Linked DNA regions of Mus musculus: region 2 is linked to region 1. Evidence: chromatin loops called from intact Hi-C (ENCODE). Cell type or tissue: heart. All regions are shown on one strand. Links, peaks and the distances in the headings refer to the core of each region. The heading gives the core; the rest is flanking DNA.

The links. Peaks named below come from ENCODE experiments on the same cell type or tissue, not always from the same donor. Only the 100,000 strongest peaks of a DNase experiment are listed, where the experiment ranks them.
Region 2: a loop joins it to region 1, with 2.6 times the contacts of the local background. A loop is called at or near these places in 2 of 42 quality-filtered maps.

The regions. Positions count from the first base shown.
Region 1 is chr14:65,323,896-65,334,140 of GRCm38, reverse strand. It overlaps Fbxo16 (F-box protein 16), which reads right to left. Exons shown (of 8, transcript NM_015795.2): 8 at 10,168-10,245. Among named protein-coding and RNA genes, the nearest start is that of Zfp395, 30 kb to the left of the region's middle. In heart, for the core only: CTCF peaks have their summits at 2,093, 3,899 (motif pointing left) and 6,015 (motif pointing left); DNase peaks (open chromatin) are centred at 2,060 and 5,980; H3K4me3 peaks cover 1,966 bases; H3K27ac peaks cover 2,335 bases.
Region 2 is chr14:65,260,659-65,270,548 of GRCm38, reverse strand. Fzd3 (frizzled class receptor 3) reads left to right here and starts at 8,086. Exons shown (of 7, transcript NM_021458.2): 1 at 8,086-8,217. Fbxo16 (F-box protein 16) reads right to left here and starts at 3,931. Exons shown (of 8, transcript NM_015795.2): 1 at 3,766-3,931. In heart, for the core only: CTCF peaks have their summits at 4,327 (motif pointing right) and 8,270; DNase peaks (open chromatin) are centred at 4,028, 8,048 and 8,608; H3K4me3 peaks cover 3,102 bases; H3K27ac peaks cover 2,597 bases.

The DNA of each region.
Region 1 (10,245 bases), core at 1,182-9,181:
TCTCCAGCCCCCCTGATCCTTTTTTTTTTTTTGAGGGGGGGTTGTTTTGTTTTGTTACAGAGAGACAGTGTTTCTCTGTGTAACCCCAGCTGTCCTGGAACTCACTCAGAGACCAGGCTGGTCTTGAACTCAGAAATCCGTCTGCCTCTGCCTCCCAAGTGCTCAGATTAAAGGCGTGCACTACCACTGCCCAGCCTGATCCTATTTTTTTGAGACAAGTTCTCTCATAGCCCTGAAGCTCTACATAGTCCAGGCTGATCTCAAACTCAGGAGTTTGATCCTGCCAGCTGAGTACTGGGACTTCAGGCTGTGCCACAAAGGGACACCTGGCTCCAAGGGACTCTTAATAAGATAATTATTATGATTATTCAACATGTTGTCTTTGACTTCGTTTTGAGCCTGACCCCATGGGAGCTGCTGAAACTATTAGCCCAGCTTGCTGAGTCTACTGGGAACCTGGGAGGGAGTCTAACTGGAATCAAGGCCTACACTTGGGGGCCCTGGGGAAACACTGTATACTGTCTCCCTCTTGGGCTCTTCAAAGTACTGATTTAGTGATACAATTCTGACGCTTAAGGAGAATAGACAATGTCTGGAAAACTGAAAAATAAGAACTGGTCAAAGGTCACCGTAGTCAGACCACAGGAGTTTAAATGTTTTTTTTTGTTTGTTTTTGTTTTTCCTTTTTTGTTTCTTTCTTTTTTTTTAATGAGGCAAAGAAGGAAATGTTTGGGACCTACAAAAAGCCTGGTATCCACAGCAACACAGCTAAGCAGTCAAGGGACAGTAAATCCACTGAGTCTTTCTGCACAATGTTAGCATAGAACCATTACCCATATTTTAGGATGTGTTTAAAGAAATGGAAGATGTGAGAGCGGTAAGCACAAAAAAGCAAAGCTAGGTGTGAACTGGCTGGTGCTTGTGAGCCCAGTACTTAGAAAATTGAGGCAGGAGAATTACTCCAAAGTCAGGGGAGAGGAGGGTCTCCAGATGTCTCAGCTAGAAGAGGTGCTTGCCCCCAAGCCTGATCAAGCTGAGTCTTGGCTAAAAGGGGATCAACTCCTGAAAGTTACCTATCACCTCCGCACAAGCCACCCCTCCATTGACAAATTAATCAAAAATAGTTTAAAAGCAAGATAGTAAATGATTTATGCAGAATTATCAGGCTTGTAAAGAAAACAAGACATGTCAAAACATGAAACATTCCAGTATATGAAGAATTTGATTTGGGGCTGTAGGATTCTGAGTGCTTTATTTAGGGAGGAATCTAATTATTTACACATTTTCGTGTTTGCCAGTTTATACTGGTAAGCCATTACTTTTTTTTTTTTTTTTTTTTGGCTTTTCGAGACAGGATTTCTCTGTATAGCCCTGGCTGTCCTGAAACTCACTTCGTAGACCAGGCTGGCCTCGAACTCAGAAATCCGCCCACCTGCCTCTGCCTCCCGAGTGCTGGGTTTAAAGGCGTGCGCCACCACGCCCTGCTATCTATTACTTTCTAAGGTGGTGGTCAAGGTTGAAAGTGTTCCCAAACCTGCTTCCTTTCCAGTTCACTGAATCAGGAGAATTTTTTTCCAGGGCCCATCTTAAATTGCTTAAGACCTTTAGGCACACAGACCCTTTGGGGCTGCAGTTGAAGAAGTGGTGGGATTCAGGGGAGGCAGGCGGGGTCACGCGAGTCTCTAGCGTTCCTCTGCACACAGTGGACCAAAGATTCTCCTACTTCCACTGGCTGGGGTCGATGACCCCCGGCAGCGCGAGGCCAGCAGTGTGAGGTCCTGCATTGAGCTGCAGCCAATGTGAGGCAGGCTTCGCACCCCCCCCCCCAACCCCTACTCCCCCACCTCAAGCTTCGGCCAAGCTTGCAACACGATCGCCCCATCATGATCACCTCAAACGGAGCCTCCTGGAGGCCCCTCCCTGCCAGGCTAGCCTTAGCGCGCCGGAGGCGGGCGCGCAGCGCGGACGTGCCCGGGTCCACGGAGGCCCCTACGCTGCTCCGGGCCCGCCCTGCCGGGGGACATCGGGCCAACACAGGGCCTCAGAGGCGGCCTTGCCACGACTGTGGCGCCTCCCTGTGCCCACAGGCGGGCGACTGTGCGGACCGCCAGGGACACCCAGGCCACCAGAACCCAATCGCCCAAGGCGGCCTTGGGGCTGGGCACCACGCCAGGTTTCCTTCCGTGCTTTGCTTTTCCTGGGCTGCCCCACCCCTCACCCCACCCCCCTTGCCTGGCCAGTTTCTATCTTCACTCTGTTTTCAGCCCAAGGCCAAACCTTCCTTCTGAAGGCCTTGAACCCATCCTTCACTTCTATCACCGGCTCTTGCTAGAACATTCAGCGCCATCCCACTGAGCTATCCTCTCAGCGCCAGTAAGAAACATTCCCAGACCAAGAGTAGTCCACACTATGCCTTCACCCTGGGCCGACTGGGCAACTTGTAGGGTCCTCTGTGCAAAATGCAAGGCAAGGGCCTCTTGCTCAGAACCTGAGTTCTTTGCAGGAGACCGCACAACATGGACCCAATCCCAGAATCCTCCAAGGCTGGGGCGCTGCCACCTGTCTCTGAGCCAGCAAGTCAGCCTTGCCAGTATGTTTTCCACCTTCAAGTGGGTATTAGTGAAAGCAGGGTATGAGGGACAAATGTTCTCTCTATTGTGCCTCATTTCTGGAGTCAAAGGTCCTTTCTTCACCTGTCCCTGAAGCATTGACAAGGCTCACTCTGCCCTGATTCATAAAAACCCTTTTCCTGGCCGCAGAGGTGTGTGTGTGTGTCCATCAGCGTACCCCTGTGCCCACAGAAAGGGGCTGCCTCAGTGGAAAAGGCTTCTTGCCATCAAACCTGAACACCTGCTGTGGAGGTCTGCTGTGGGACTTGACTTTCTTCTACAAAATGGGTTGAACGCAGGCCCTCAGGCATGGCCTCAAGTGCTAGGATCCCATGGCTGTACATATATTAAGCCAATGTGCTAGAACTGAGCTATGTATCCCTCAAATGTCTGCCTTCCCTCCTCTTCCCCCTTTCTCCACCCTCTTCCTCCTTCCTTTCCTTTCTTCTTTGAGCAAAAAAGTAGACAGAGCCCGGAGCTCTTTTAATTATAAGATGCTTTGTAAATATACAGGTACCAGTAAGGCCAGTCTCTCTACCACCTTTCAAATTATTTCAGTAGTTACTTGTTCGTTTGTGTGGGTTGGTGGGTGGGTGGGTGGGTGGGGACAGGGGGTGACTTTACCCTGGAGAAACCTGACAGACACAATCTTAGTCAAATCATGGAAACCACAGGTCTTGAGATGAGTGGACTCTGTGTGTTGCCTGGGAGGACACAGTAAGAAATGGTGGTGTAAACACTGTGACACTTCAGTCTCAAAGAAGGAAGCCTGGGTCTAACCACAAAGAAATACTGAACAACTCCGAACTGAAGATAGCCTGCAAAACCAAGAAATCAAGGCTGTGAACACAGAGGTAACTGGAGGAACTGCTCGAGATTGACACAGATGATAACAGAGTCAACCTGTGACCTCTACAGAGAGCTTTACTGAGACCATAGGCAACTCTTGAAAGGTATGACTAGAGTCACAGCACCCGGGGAGCAGAGGCAGGAAGAACAGGAGCTCGAGGGCCACCTCAGGGATGTATCAGGCCAGACTAGGCTTAGGGACAAGCAAGCAAACAACAGCAATAAAACAAAACAAAACAAAACAAAACAAAAACAAAACCACAAATCAAACAAACAAACAAAAATGCTGAATAGGCTCAGGGGCTGGAGAGATGGCTCAGTGGTTAAGTGCACTGACTGCCCTTGCATAGGACCTGTGTTTGGTTCCCAGCACCCACACAACAGCTCACCAACATTTGCAAATCCAGTTTCAGAGGATCCGGTGCCATCTTCTGGCCCTTGTGGGCACAGCACCCATGTGGTGCACATGCCAAACACTCATACACATAAAATTAAAACAAATCCTTCAAAAAAACTTTTCACCATCACAAACTCTCTTCCTCAACAGCTTTTCCTCTAGCTCATGTCAGTAAAGAACAGTGCCCCGGTCACCCAAGCTTAAACACCCAAGGGTGGGCTTTCATGCTTCTCTGGCCCCACTCACTCCTGCCCTTGAATCCTGGTTTTGTAAAATCTCTCTCATAAAGCCCACTTCTCTTTCTCTCTTTCTCTCTTTTTCTCTTTCTCTCTTTCTTTCTTTCTTTCTTTCTTTCTTTCTTTCTTTCTTTCTTTCTTTCTTTCTTTCTTTCTTTCTTATTTATTCATTTATTAGATTTTTTCTTTATATACATTTCAAATGCTATCCCGAAAGTTCCCTATACCCTCCCTCCGCCCTGCTCCCCTACTCACTGATTCCCGCTTCTTGGCCCTGGCATTCCCCTGTATTGGGGCATATAAAGTTTGCAACACCAGGGGGCCTCTCTTCCCAGTGATGGCCAACTAGGCCATCTTCTGCTACATATGCAGCTAGAGACACGAGCTCTGGGGGTACTGGTTAGTTCATATTGTTGTTCCACCTATAGGGTTGCAGACCCCTTCAGCTCCTTGGGTGCATTCTCTAGCTTCTCCACTGGAGGCCCTGTGTTCTATCTTATAGACTGTGAGCATCTACTTCTGTATTTGCCAGGCATTGGCATAGCCTCATACAAGACAGCTATAACAGGGTCCCTTCAGCAAAATCTTTCTGGCATTGTGCAATAGTGTCTGGGTATATATCCACTTTTCTAATTAAACCTCTAAACTTTTAAAAAAGGGATTCAGCCTAGCTCATATAATTGCTTGTAGGAGGGTCTATAAAAGGAAAGTGTACACGTTGTGTAGATACAAGGTCTGATTACTGCATTTCCAGCTCAGATTACAGCTATTCACCACTGTGATCTCCTAGTTAGTGTTCTCAGCACCCACCATCAACCTGTCCTGTATCCAGTTACCAGAGTCATCTGTTTAAAAGCTCTCGCTCATCCTTTGGGGACCTTAACTTCCCGTGGTCCATGCCCGGACTTAATCTGTGATCGAGGCGGTCTGTCCTCATATCAAATGATTACAAATTGTGTCCTCATTTCCCAGAAAAAGGAAAAGTTAGAGGATCAAACTTGCTGGGTTTGAAAATGACCCTCCCCCTTCTTGTTTTTCCCCCAGTAGTGAGCGTCCACCCTGGGATCTGCTAGCATTCTTGGACTATAACACAGATGAGCCAACAGCACATCAATAGTAAATATTTGGTGATAGCAGATGAGGCTTGGTTTCCTTCTGGGCATGTGTTAGCAGTTGTGATTTTTGTAATTCATGTCAATTATATGGTCAGTTTCCTTCTTGAAAAGTATTCCTGCTTTTTTGTTTGTTTCTTTTTAAAGATGAAATGAAACATATCGAAATCTCATCAGGAACGAATTACAGGAAACACATGCCAAATGAACACCAGAACCAAGTATCCAGGGCTTCACCAACTCATCCCTACCTCCACTCCCCCTGACTTCAGAGTTATTCAATCCCTGTTCGTGTTTGCTGATGGCAGGGGGTTGTTTGCGTTTGCTGGGATACAGGCTTACTATGTAGCCCTTGCTGGTCTGGAACTCTTTATATAGACCATGCTGGACTTATTAAAAATATAAATGCTGGGCTGGAGAGATGGCTCAGTGGTTAAGAGCACTGACTGCTCTTCCAGAGGTCTTGAGTTCAATTCCCAGCAACCATATGGTGGCTCACAACCATCTGTAATGGGATCCTATGTCTTCTTCTGGTGTGATTGAAGATGGAGCACTCATATACATAAATTAATTAAACTTTAAAAAAAAATCCTAGCACTAAAAAAGTAATTTAAGTGAAACAAAAGACTTGAAGTGAATTAATGAGCGTTTCTCGAAGGTGTACACGTACACCCAGAACTCTGAAAAAGCTGGTGAACCGTGCTCAAAGCAAATGAGTGACAAACTTTGGAAGACCCAGGAGATCAGGACGGGAGCTGCTGTCTAGACTTAGAAAAGAGGGGAAGTAGCGCCCTCTAGCGTCCATTCTCTGCTGGAGCCCGGGACTAACGAAGCCAGCTGAGAAATGCGAATTTCTTAACATTCTGATGACAGCATTACTGTCAAACACCAGTCATGTGCCTGCTTAATAAAAGAAATATGGAAACATGTGGAGAATCTGGGATCCTGTGAAGAATTCCATCCTAGAGGGTGGGTAGTTGAGATTTATGACTACAACTGAAGATGGACAGAGAGAAATGGGAGGAAGACCACAAACAGAAGAATCAAAACTGGAAAGGACAGACATCAAAATTCACGTGGGAATGGAAACGTGTGTGGTTTAAACATTTGAGACGACACTGGGCTTTATCTGAAGGCTCCAGTTTCATCTTTTTTTTTTTTTTTTATGTCTCTTTAAGAGATTCTGGGCATAGCGTGGTGGCGCACACCTTTAATCCCAACACTTGGGAGGCAGAGACAGGCGAATTTCTGAGTTCGAGGCCAGCCTGGTCTACAAAGTGAGTTCCAGGACAGCCAGTGCTATACAGAGAAACCCTGTCTCGAAAAACAAAAAAAAAACAAAAACAAAAACAAAACAAACCAAAAAAAACCAAAAAACACAAAACCCAACAACAACAAAAGAATTAGAAAAGAGAAAAAAGAAAAAAAGAAAAAATTTAAAATATAAAAAAGAAAAGGAAGAAATTATCTGATAATCCGAAATTTATTTATTTATTTGTTTGTTTTGAGACGGTCTCACTAAGTAACTCTGACTGTCCTAGAATTCACTATGTAGGCCAGGCTGGTAGAGATCTCATGCTGGGACTAAAGGTGTATGCCACTATGCCCAGCTAATTCCAGTTCTTGACAGCAGTCTTCAGCCGCTCTCTGAAAGCCCATGGGAACACCAGATCTAATCCTTCCCACTCCCTGCCACCTTCTCTGCCCTCTAGGCTGTGGGGAGAAATGGGAGGATTTCCAGGCCAAATACTGAATGAGGAGGCCGTGTCCACTCAGGAAGAGTGGCTATGGAGCAACTGTGAGGTGGGAAGAGGTGTTCTTTGGAGTCAAACTCTCAGTCATGACCCAGGCCTGCTGTTAGACAGTCATTGCTTGGGCTTGCTACTCCATCCTAAATTCCGCAACGGTAAGATAAAGGTGCCAGGTCCTCCCTCTGCCCCTCCTTCCTTTCTCCCCCCCCCCCCCCCACTAAGGGTCTTGTGGAAACCAAACCAGAGTAGGCAAGGGCTTCTGAAACCTACAGTTTAACACAGCCTCTCTCTCTCTCTCCTCCTCCTCACCCTCCAGAGGAGCCTCCTGACTACCCCGCAGTTCTCACCCCCTCCCCTTGTCCCTGGGACGTCCAATACACTTGCACACCCAGCAAGATCACCGTCAAACCAACAGCAGCTGCAGGGGAAGGAACGGTTTGTTTGCATTCCAGGGCAGGGTGGTGTGGGAAGGCCTTTCTGAACCACCCTCATTACTTCCCCATTGTTTTCCAAGTGCTGATGCCAGGCACCCGAGAGTCTCTCTCGCCAACCTTCTCTGTATCTCCAAGTCCTGCTGTCGCTTTGAGTCTATATCCTTCTAGCTCCCCGGTCTCGCTCCACCTCTCTGGAGACTCTGTGATGGGCGGTTCTTTGCACATCCCCTCTTTCCAGTTACCCAGGCACCAGAGCCCTCTAAATGCAAGTCTCCTCAGATCGCTTTCCTATCTCACAGTCCCGGATCAACTGTTCAGTACCTAGGGCGAAGCCTTGACTTCCTGGCAGGGCTCAGATTCCTGTTCGGGCTCTTGACTGACTTTCCGGCTCTCTCCCCAACCTCATGGCAGCTCAGACGGGTTTCTATAGAAACCATCAGCTCTCGTGGGCCATCCAAGTCTCCAGAACAACTCATGGCGACTGAGGGGCTTCCTGGAGATGCTCCTTGTTTTCAGCCTTCTCTTCTTTCCTCTTTCCTCTTTCCCTTCCTCTCTTCTTCCTCATCTTCCCCTCCCCCCTTTCCTCCATCTCCTCCTTATGCTCGCTCCGTCTTTCTATCACCCTCCATCCCTCTCCTTCCTCCCCCTTTTCTTTTCTTTTCTTTTCTTTCCTTTCCTTTCCTTTCCTTTCCCTTTCTTTCCCTTTCTTTTCTTTTCTTTTCTTTTCTTTTCTTTTCTTTTCTTTTCTTTTCTCTTCTCTTCTCTTTTCTTTCTTTCTTTCTTTTTTTTTTTTTTTGGTTTTTTGAGACAGGGTTTCTCTGTGTAGCCCTGGCTGTCCTGGAACTCATTCTGTAGACCAGGCTGGCCTCGAACTCAGAAATCTGCCTGCCTCTGCCTCCCAAGTGCTGGGACTAAAGGCGTGTGCCACCACGCCCAGCTCCCCCTTTTCTTCTTACCCTTCTCCTCCCCTCGGCTTTGGCCTTGCTGAGGATTATATCCAGGGCCTTGCACTTGCTTGCACGGAGCTAGCGACCCAAGCCCCTGAAGCCAAGTCAGTCCTGGGCACACCAGGATAACTGACTCTCTGGCTTCTCCCCGGGTCTCTGGCTATTTCACTGGGTCGTTTCTCTCTCTCTCCCCCTTGTACATCCCACACCACCTTCATGGACTCATCCTAGGCTTTCTGCTGGAACAGCCATCCCCATCTGTAGCTCCTCCCAGACTGCTTCGTCAGTCCTCTCTTTCAGCTCTGCTCGAGGTACCCTGTTCAAGCCCATGTGTTGCAACAGCTGCCCTCTCCTCTCCTCAGCTTCTCAGGTTCCTTAAAAGCAAGAAAAGGTTTATTTCTCACAACCAACCAGTTAGGTCCTCTGTATCTGCAGGTTCTGTGTTCTTGGGCTCTAACACACACACACACAGACACACACAGACACACACAGACACACACAGACACACACAGACACACACAGACACACACACACACACACACAGAGCTAGGAAAAGTTATCACAATATTGCTGATATACATCCACCACGCAGCAGCCAGGCCTGCCATGTACTGTCAGTACTGTCCCATCTTGTCATAGTACAAAAGACACAGTTTAACAACTACTCACATTGTTTTAGGAATTGCAAGTCACCTAGAAATGATTTAAAGTCTGTGGGAAAGGGTGGGGTCATAGCTCCCCTGTGCAGCTTGTACATAGACCTTGAGTTCAATCCCCAGCACCAAAAGAAATAAAAATGAATAACTGGGAGGGGCTAGGCATATTACAATGTTGCTAGAGTGCCTATCCAGTACCCACAATGCCTGGGGTTTGTTTCCCAGTGTCTCATACATTGAGTGTGGTAGTCTTATACACACCAGTAATTTCAACATCAAGAGGTGGAGACAGTTTAAGATCATCTTCAGATACATACTAAGGTCAAGGTCAGCCTGGGGTACTTGCAACCCTCTCAAATACAAGTAGATCAACAGAAATAAATGGGAGGCTGGTGGGGAAAGTGTATGAAAAACAATATGTATTCGCACAAACAAAGTCCATTTTGGTGTCTGTGGGTGTCCTTCCAGAACCTTGCAACCCTGCAGCGTCTGTGTTGCCTTTGTTTCAAATTGAACAACTGTCCAGTTGACTAAAGAAACAGAAGTGACACTATGAACCTCTTATGACTAGAACTTCAAAGGTGACTCAGGCCCCACCAGACTTCAGAACCCTAGGCTTCAAGAAGGGAACAAAGGCTCTGCCTGCAGCCTTCACAGAGCCCTAATGGATGGCTCACACCACAGTGCCAGCCGTGTCCCTCCTCGAGTGTAACTACTTATGACATGATCAAGGGTCGTCCATTTGCAGACTGTCCAGGTTCTCCATCTGCCCATGGTTCCTGGTGTATTACCCTCCAGAGCCTGTGTTCCCTTTGTTTCAAATGGAACAACTGTCTGGCCAACTAAAGAAATGGAAGTGTCCATGAGGACACAGGCTCTGGGAAGAGAACACCCTTCCCATGGGAAAGACACAAGATCTCAGCGCGGAAGGATGCTTTAGTGCAACGCTATGTGGGACAAATGAAGTGATTATTACTAGATTGTGTTTTGTCCCTACCTATCATCTGGACACACACCACTTTCTTCTGTACCACCAGTCTGGGCCACTGTCAAAACTCTTTGTGTGTGTGTGTGTGTGTGTGTGTGTGTGTGTGTGTGTAGACTGTTTGGTATCACAATGGACAGCCGTGTTTGCCATCCTTTTCCTTACTGCGCAACATACCTACAATAGACAGCTTGCTGAGGAAGGATTTATTTGGCCACAGAAGAAACCAGAGCTCACTTTGTTGCAAACGGGGTGGAGCGTTAGATAGG
Region 2 (9,890 bases), core at 781-8,780, 63 kb after region 1:
ATGTCTGATCAGTACAAGTGTACAATGAGCTGGTGGCAAGGTTGTGGTTCAGTTCCTTAGACCACTGGAAAAAGTGAGGCTCACTGAGGTTATACACACACACCCTGTCCAAGATCATCGTGAGTGGAAGAGAAATGGAACCACTGGGTCATGGGGGTGGGGCTAGCTCAGAGGCATCCTTAGCTCATAACATAGTTTACTGGCCAGAAAGAGAAGCGTTTCAAATTGAGGGTCACAGTGCAACATAACACCCTTCACCCCAACATATGGGAGGCAGAGGTAGGTGAGCCTCTTTGAATTTAAGGCCATATTGGTCTCCATAGAGATTTCAAGGCCAGCCTTGGCTACACAGTAAGATCCTGTCTCAAAACAAACGTCTACTTTTTGTCCTTGGGTCATTAACACCCCTCCTCTGATCTTAGTGTAAAAGAGTTCTAGCCTAAGACATACTAAAGGGGCAAACATGTAGTGGTCAAGGCCACGGCTTTGGAGATGGACAGACGAGTTTATTGGGAAGAATTCTGCCGGTTTTGATGATCTGGTATACACTCTGCCTACTTTTAATCAACGTAGCTTAATTTCCATAAAGAATTCCTTTTCCCCACTGGTGTGGGTTGGTTGGCTCATTTTCCAGGTGTCCAGTTGCTGCTTTCTGTCTTCCTTTAGGGGCCATCAGTGGCCCTCTCATGACAACAGCTGCTGGGTGATTGGATCACGTTACAGATGGACTGACCGTGGCTTACTCTTTTCTGCATTAGTCACCTGAGCAGACTACAATGCTACCCCCACTCCTCTGACCCCCAGAAGCTACACACCCTTTCCTCTTCTGCATCTGTTAGCTAGATGCTGTGTCTAGTTTTGCAACATTTTTTTTTAACCTTGTGAAGTTTTTTTTTTAATACCAGTTCTTCTATTTCTTTAAAAAATTTTTTCTTAAACTTATTTATTTTTGTGTGTGCACGTCTTGTCTGTATATATGTATGTGCACCACATGCATGGTTAGTGCCTGATGAGTTCAGAATGGGACATCAGGTCTTCTGGAACTGGAGCTATAGATGGTTTGAACCATGGTGTGGCTGCTGGGAATTGAACCTGGGTCCTCTACAAGAACAACAAGCACCCCAACTTCTGAGCCATCTCTCGATCCCCACTTTGTGCAGTTTAAAAAAAAAATCCTAGGTATGTGTATCTCCAAAATGATGCTTAAAAGATAAAGAGAGGAAAAGTCTTGCCAAGGTGGCCTGAGTAATCTCCTTCAATCTTTCTTAGAACTTGTCAGATATAGAACTCCCAAAACCTGTACTTTAGGGGACCATGATGGAATATTTTACAATGGACAGTAGTGTGAGTGCCTGCCCTCAGTGTTTCTACTTCCCCCCTAAAAGATGGGTTTGCACACACAAGTAGAACTATGGCTGAGATGACTCTATAAATGAACAATGTTGAGAAGTGTTCAATAGTCAACACCTTCCCATGGTTCTGCCACTGAAGCCCTGGTATGAAGGGGCTCAGATTAGCCTTTGGGCCTTTCTCAGCTCCTAATGTCTAAGTTACTACATTTTTTAGGTAGGTTACAAAAGGCACAGGGAATACTTTTATTGCAGCATGGCTAACTAGCAGCCAGACACACACAGGTGAGCAGGAAGACCACAGATACAAAGCAACGCCACCTAGTTCATATCTGTTCAGGTAAAATTGTATACTGCTTGTTGTTTTTTATCTTGAGACAGGGACTTACTGTAGTCCAGGATGCCCTCAAACTCAAGATCTCACCACCTCAATCTTCTCAGTGCTGTTATTACTGGAGTTTGTCACTGTGTCCAGCCCCGCCCCCCTTCTTCTTCCTTTAAGACAGTAGCTGCTTTAAAAATCATAAAGCTGCCGGGATAAAAATCTATGCATCTCTTCCTAGGAAAATACACATGAAGCTAAAATTCTGCTTCCCCCAGGTTAAAAAAAAATCTCTGTATTAATCTGAGAAGCTCCCTTGCATGTGTGGAAAGCCATTTGATGTATTCTAGGTACCATTTCTGAATGAAGCTAAAGTAGCTTTTCTCAAAGATACCCTAAGGGTCTGCCCAGGCTGTTTTCTTCCTCCTGGTTCCTTGGGACTGAAAACCACTTTAGATTAGGCTTTCTTCAAAGCAGCAGCGGTAGTTTCCAGGAGGTGGGGTTAGCCAGGAGGCACTACTCTTGGTGACAGTCATGGAGAGGGCATGCCAGTGGGGACGTCTTATCTATCTTTTGTAATTCTCCTTTTCTGATTCTTCCCTCCTCCCTCAATCCCAGAAGATGAACAGTGTACATAGTTTGTATGCATACACAAGTTCACAAATAAACTACTGGCTACTATTCAAAACACAGAAGTTTTCACATAACACATACAATAAATAATTGCATCCTGTCTACCAAGACAGCAAAGATTGTCTCATCCTTGTCCACAGGTACAAGTTGCAGGTACTTATGACTCCCTTTCCTTTTAATGGCTGCCTGTCATTGTGTTTCATGTAACTTGGGATAAAACTGTAGAAAGAAGGCCCAGGGTTCTCACCCCCTACATATGGCTCCAAGCTAAAGCCCAACACCCAAGCAGAGGTCCCAGTTGTCACATGCTTCCGGTCTGACCTAAATCTTCTGAGCCATTGTCCACACCATCCCCATTACACAATAATTTTCCTAAGGATCTATCCCAGGCAGGCCTCAAACCTGCTCCTGAAGTCATGGATGACCTTAAACTTCGGATCCTTTTGCCTGCATCTCTCAAGTTCTAGATTGCAGTGTTCGCCACACGCCTGATTTATGCAGAGTTGGGTTCTGGCTTCATGCATGCTGGACAAGCATTCTACCAAGTATTCGATACTCCAAGCCCTAAGTTTCGTTTTGTTCTGTCTCGATTTTGTTTTTGTTTTGAGATAGAGTCTGCCTCATACCCCTGGTCGGCCTGGAACTTGCTATGTAGACCAGGTTGGCTTTAAAGTAACAAAGATCCACCTGCCTCTTGCAGGGTCTGTGCTGCCAAACCGTCTCATCTCACTAATGACTGGAATTCCAATTCCTCAACTCGAAGTCTGGGTCAACTCAATGTAACTATTTCAACCTAGTGCCCCCTTTTCCTGTACTCTGTCCAAATCCACTGACAGCCTGACCACTGTAAGGACAGTGGCATGAGGCCCTGATGCTTTGGGGCTCGTGTATTCTGTCACTGCTCATTTAAACTCCAGTCACAGTATCACAGCCGTACATAGTAGATGCTCAATAAATGTTATTCAATGGAAGGGGGAAAATGTCCTGGAAGAGCATGGGGAGGGGGAGTTTGAGAATTAAACCTTGTGGGACTGCACACTGAAACTCAGAATATGCTGACCCTGGCACAGAGGAAATACTCAAGGTTGTCAAGAGTTTTATTCGGAGGTTACAACGAAGACTAGGATTGAGTTTCTCTGCTAACACACAATTCTCCCACAGTACACTGTAAAATCACCAGACAAAGGGGATCTCGCACAGTATCAGAAATAGAGGGCGGGTAGGTTTAAATAGGAATTCACCCTATATTCAAATAGTTAAAACCGAAATAAGCACTGTAATGCATGGTTCTCAAAGCTACTGCTTGACCTGCACTGTAATTGTTGGTTGTTAATTGCAGAGGTGTGAAGCAGCCATTGAAACCGCAGCGCACTTTAATCCCCAGGAGCCCCAGCAAGCTTTTGGGAAGCTGGGGAGCTCTCTCAGAATCTCCGTGTTTTTCCTGCTCTACCCACTGCTCACCTCAGCAGCTGGCTTCCTTCTTCAAGCCTCTGGTTCTGGGGTTGCTATCGTTGCACTAGGGCAGCTTTCTTTGACTCCTTTCAGCCCCCACCTTACTGCTTCCAGCAGGCCAATCGCCATCTATAAATCCTGTCGCTGGCATCCGGGGTCTCTTAGGCAACAATGTGTGGACTCTTGATTGGCCAGGGTATCCAAGGAAGGCTGGCTCCAAAATTGGGCACAGAGATAAAAGGAGAAAGTGTGGCAGTCGGGTGAGTGGGAGGAGCTGTAACATCTTGATAAAATTCTTGGAGGAAGCTGTATCCAATCCTGAAACCAGCAGCCTTGAAAAACCTCCCTTCAAGACTTGCTGCGTTTGTGTTCCAAAACAGACCGAGCATGCTCAGTTGTGTTGCTCTGGTCACTCGGGAGCTCCGAAACGCAAACTCCATTATGCCAGGTTTTAAGACTGCCCAGACGGAGGAAATAACAATTGGCTACGGGTCAGATGGGAAAAAAAGCACCTGCAGAGGGGAGGGGAGGTCGTGGGGGAACTGCCCCAAGCCAAGTGACAGATACGCCAGGGAACCAGCAGATGGCACGCCCTTATAAGAATAACTGTATTTAGGTTTTAAGATCCAGTCACATTTAATTAGCTAAATGTATTGAGCACCCAACTTGTAGTGAGAACCACAGAATTCAAGGATTAAAAAAAAAGAAGAAAGAAAAAAGAAAGAGAGAAAGAGAGAAGGAAGGAAGGAAGGAAGGAAGGAAGGAAGGAAGGAAGGAAGGAAGGAAAGGAAGGAAGGAAGGAAGAAAGAAAGAAAGAAAGAAAGAAAGAAAGAAAGAAAGAAAGAAAGAAAGAAGGAAGGAAGGAAGAAATCTGAAGGCGGGAATGGTAGCTCAATCCTGCAATCCTAGCACTACGGAGGTGGAAGCAAGAGGGTCAGGGTTCCTAGGAAAGTTTTGGCTACAAAGGGAGTTGGAGACTAGCCAGAACTCCAAAACCCTGTCTAAAACATAAGAGAAATCTAATGAGAGAAACTCAACAGTGTAATGTGCAAATAACCAACGGATCTAGTAGCTGTGATAACAAGTCCTGAAGAATTCCGAGAAGTTGGAAATCCCATGCCTGTGTAAACAGTGCAAAACAATTTTGATAAGCAGCAGCAAACCAAAACTTAACCCCAGTACCTAAAAAGAATACAACTTCCCAAACTACCTTTGCGTACTAAAACAACGGACACCTCCAACTTAAGCAGTCCTACAGATCCTACGTGTTTCATCATTTTTAAAAATAGTATAGTTTTAAATTTAGGTTTATTTACATGTGTGTATCTATGTCTGAGTGTTAGCCTGTGTCTGCCATGTGTAGAGGTCAGAAAACAACTTTCAGGAGCCGAGTCTCTGCATCACGTAAGTCCAGGGCTTGAACTCATGTAATAAGGCTTGCCACCAAATGCCTTTACCTACGAGCCATTTTGCCAGCCTTCCCTTTCATTTATTTATTTTTTTTAAATAGGCAGAATTTGCATATCTACCATTTAAATGAAAAGGGGACAGTGCATCTCGTGGAGGTTGGCGCTTTCCCTAAGTTAACAGTGGATCAGTAAGTGGCAAAGCTGAAACGAGAACCTAGGTTGTCTGGATTCCAACTTAGTGGTTTTTCCAAATGACCAGCTTGTATGTAAATGAATAGACAAAGCCTTTGGGGATGTGAGGGGGTGGCCTGGGGGAGGCAGGTAAAGATGTCATACTAAATTACCATGCATTACCAGTTAACATTTATGGTTTCAAAAAACGGGTTCATCCAGAAAGGCACCAGTTTTAACAATGCCTAGGTGGCTGAGTCTCTCTGTGAAGTTCCCCCTTGTTAAAGACTTTCTATTAGTGGTTACAACATGGAAGGAAAGGGAGATGGGACCTAGAAAGCATCTGGAGTTATCCCCATGGGATTTGAATGTTTCCATTCCTCATAGAGGATCCCCTCTTCTCTGCTCTTAACAGTACCTTCTGGGTCTCCTCATGTCCCACAGTTCCTCCAACTGACTGCTCCCCTAAAGGGGAATGAGTCACCCCGTTCCCACTGTGTTCCTTGTGAGTCACCCCATTCCCACTGTGTTCCTAAGGAACATGCACACATAGCCCAGTGTCTTGTGATACTTTGACATTACTTCTGTGTGGAACATATCACACATAAAGAAAAGCTTAGAGATTTTATAACAAACACTTGTATCTCCACAAAGATGTTTCCACCAATATGCGTGCTCTTCTCTCTCTTTCTCTCTCTCCCTCTCTCTCTCCTTCCCTCTCTCTCCCTCTCTGTGTGTTTACCAGACATGCATGTAGTAGCCCTTTCCGCACACAGATCCCATTGTCCTTGCTATGTCTAGAAAACAATTTGTGCACCGCCTTCTTGTTCCTTTTTGGACAGTTTCATTATATATATGTTCACTCTTTGTTTTGTTTGTTTGTTTGTTTTTGTTTTTCGAGACAGGGTTTCTCTGTGTAGCCCTGGCTGTCCTGGAACTCACTCTGTAGACCAGGCTGGCCTTGAACTCAGAAATCCACCTGCCTCTGCCTCCCAAGTGCTAGGATTAAAGGCATGCACCACCACTGCCCGGCATATATGTTCACTCTTACAAGTGATTTATTCTTGACAGTTTTTAAAGATGTACTACCACTTATATATAGCAGTTTCCTTTTCTGCTAAGTATTGTATTTATTTATGGGACCTGACGATGTTGATATATTTGTAATTGTGTCTGTGTCATCCCCATCTGCTGATGTGAGCAGTGGCGTGGCCTGTGTCTGTTTTTATAGCGTACTGTGTACACTGAGTAAGAAGGCTCCTGCAAGCACATTTCCAGTGCCTTAGTAATGGGGATCTAGCACTACATAAAGCTATGACAAAGTTTCTCCTCCACCCCCATATACCACCTGCCTCTTCATTTACTCTCATCAAGAGACACCACTGGGTCCCTGGGGCATGCTGATTTGCCTGGAATGGCCCTAAGAATCAACATTATTGTCCTGAAAATGTTGCTGCACAAGTGCCAATAAGGAAAGTGGAAATTGCTATTTCAGATTTTGTTTATCACGCTGGCCTATCAAATTCTGTCAATTCTGATGTGAGACTGACCTGAGCACAAGACTTTTCAGCATTCACTAAATTACCTGAGAACCTTTTAAAAATTATATCTGACTCTGTCTCTTGTTATCTGTCTCTCTGTACACCTATGGGCCAGAGGTCAACTACAGGTGTGTTAGTCAGTTGCTCTCCACCTAGTTTTTTGAGACAAATCTTTCACTGGCCTGGGGATTCACCAAATGGGCTAGGCTGAGTGACTAGCTAGCCCCAGGACCCACCCTGGCTCCACCTCCCCAGCACTGGGACCACAAGTGCCTGCTATTAGGACTGATTTTGTTGTTGTTATTTTGTTGTTGTTGTTGTTTTGTGGGTTCTGGGGATGTAACTCAGGTTCTTCCGCTTGTATAGCAAATGTTTTACCAACAGAACTGTATCTTCAGCCCATATGTTCTCACCGTAGCCATTTATAAACATAAGGGTCAGTAGTGTCAAGTACAATCACTTGCAACAGGGCCAACGTTGCTGTATGTCCTGTGAGCTACCAAGAGAACCAAATGAAGCCATGGACTCTAAGTTGAAGATGGACAAAAAGAAAGATAGGTAAAACCCTGTAACAAAGAGAAACGCAATCACGATTAATTGAATACAGGCTCTTCCATTAAAATGCTGTGTGACTAAGTAAGACATCCAACCTTTCTGAGAGTTCTTCTCCCTGTTGGGAAAAAATAAAATTGTGTTTAGATGACCTCTAAAGAAATCTTTCAGCTCCTCAAGCCGTGCATATAGCAAAGGGAGTGGGGAGCCCTCTAAGCGGAAGATGAGGCATGTCACCAGCGAGCACAAGCTCCGTCTGTTTATAGTAAGGTCTCGGTGGAGAGGACGCGAAGTGTGCACCTGCTTCGCCGGTCAGAGTGCAGCGTTGCAACAGACCGGGTGTCCCTTGCTACCTGTGCGCGGCACTACCCTTCACCGTGAGTCCCCGAGGTCCGAGGTTGGCACACTGGCTTCCGCACTGGACCCGCACTGAGAACTTGGCTCAGGCGGACTTTGCAAGAAGGACTGGGCACATGTTGGATGAATGCCTCCAGCGCTGGGAACCACCAAACCGACGCGCGGCGCTCAAGACGTCACTATCACCTAGGACGCCAGGCTGAGAACAACGAAGCCGGTCAGCGCTGCACAGCCAGGAGCTGGATAGGAGGCTGACCGTAGCGCGCATGCGCGGCACGTGCGCGCGCACCTCCCTCCCCGGGCCGCGCGCCTCGACGCTCGCGAAGGCTCGGCGCGCCTGCGGTCCTCGGCCGCTCGGGGAACCTGAGGGACGCGCGGCTGCCTGCGGGGCCAGCGGCGCTGCCCGGGAGAGCCCGGAGGCCGGCGGTGAGGTGAGTCGTGCGGCCGACGTTTCCTCCGGGGCCGGGAGGGCGGGAGAGGAGCGTTGCGTGTGGAGAGCGCCGAGGCGCCTGCCCCAGCCCAGCCGCCCCTCGTCAGGCGGCGCTCGCTGCTCGCGTCGCGGCCGAACAAAAGCCCGAGGCCGGCGCTGCCGAGGCGGGCGCGGAGCTGCGGCTGGCGAGCGGCCCGGCCGGAGCCGGGTCGGAGTGGGCGGCGCGGAGTTCGGGGCCGCGGCCGCTCTAAGCGAGGATGCCCTGGGAAAGCGGCGGGGCCGGTACGTCCCGCCCGCGCCGGGCAACCTGTGCGAGTGTGGACGCGGCGGGTCCCCGCGCCGGTCGCCTGCGGGGAGCGAGGCCGGGCCCAGCCGGTTTCTGCGCTCGGCGCCGCGGGGGCGTGGGCGGGAGGACGATGCGCCGAGCTCCGGCGCCGCTGCTTCCCTGCAGCCCCCGGCCGACCCCTGACACCCAGCGCCCAAAAGTTGTCCCTTGCTGCCCATCAGTTTGCAAAGTCGGAGGCTCCCAGCGCCGCGCGCTCCCCAGGTACCCCCGCGGTGGGGACTCGGGGTCGGCAGATTTGCCCTGGGATGCGGCGTGAATTCCTAGCCTCTGGAATAAAGGCACTGAGATGCGGGTAACGTTAAGGTTGTAAACATCCCATAGGCTTTTCGCATCTTGGGACTCTTGGAGGTAGGGACTTCCTCAAGGGAAGAGGAGAGGGCTTTTTCATTTTTCTTTTCTCCTCCCTTTTCCTATTCTTTCCCTCTTGTGGGTAGAAAAAGAACAAAAGCACATGCCATTAATTAGGCAGAAGAGACTTAAAGTTGAAAAACGTCTCGAGAGGTCTGGGTTTTCGCCCAATGATAGAATCACAATTTTTAGCTCCCTTCTGAATTTCTCAGACTGCCGAACAGACGCACCAGCTTAAATCTCACGGTGGGAAAGTCCTTCAGTACATCCAGAATGTTTGTTGATGGGAATTGGGTTGCTTTGCAAAACCAGTACATGAGAGCAGGGAAACAAAGACCAGCTGGGCTTAAGGATGCCACCTCCCTTCTCAGCCTGCTTTGGTCCTCGGTGGTCTACTGGGCATAATGGGCTAGAAGAGGACTAGATAAATCTAGTTGTGTATTAAGAAGCGGGTACTCAAGTTGTGCATGATAATGGCTCATGCCTGTAATTTGAGTAATCGGAAACTAAAGCAAGAGAATCTCCGAAAGTTACAGGCCAGAATAGGCTGTGTAGTGGACCACTTTCTCAAAAAGAAAGGAGGCGATAAGACCTTACATTCTCTCTCTACCTTTAAACAAATCAGTGTCGTCGTCGTCGTCCCCCCTCCACCCCCGAAACAACACATTTTCTTGAACCACAGCATAAAGGTAAAAAGATTCAGGGTTAAGGAGCCAGGGAAAGGAGTGTAAATATTTGGAAGGATAAAACCGAGATAAACTATAACCCGGTTGCAGCTCTTCCCTAGACTTAGTAAAACAGTGGGTAGTGTTGATCTGTCTGCCCCCAAATGCTTTGAAACTGTTAGCAAAATAGGCATATTTTTAAATAAAGTCTAGAATTCTCTTTCATCTTTCCTGTTTTTTTTTCCTTTTGTCTAGTGATAATGTGCCTCTCATCTCTTAAAAGGCTAGTAAGGGTCCATTAATAGAAGAGAAAGT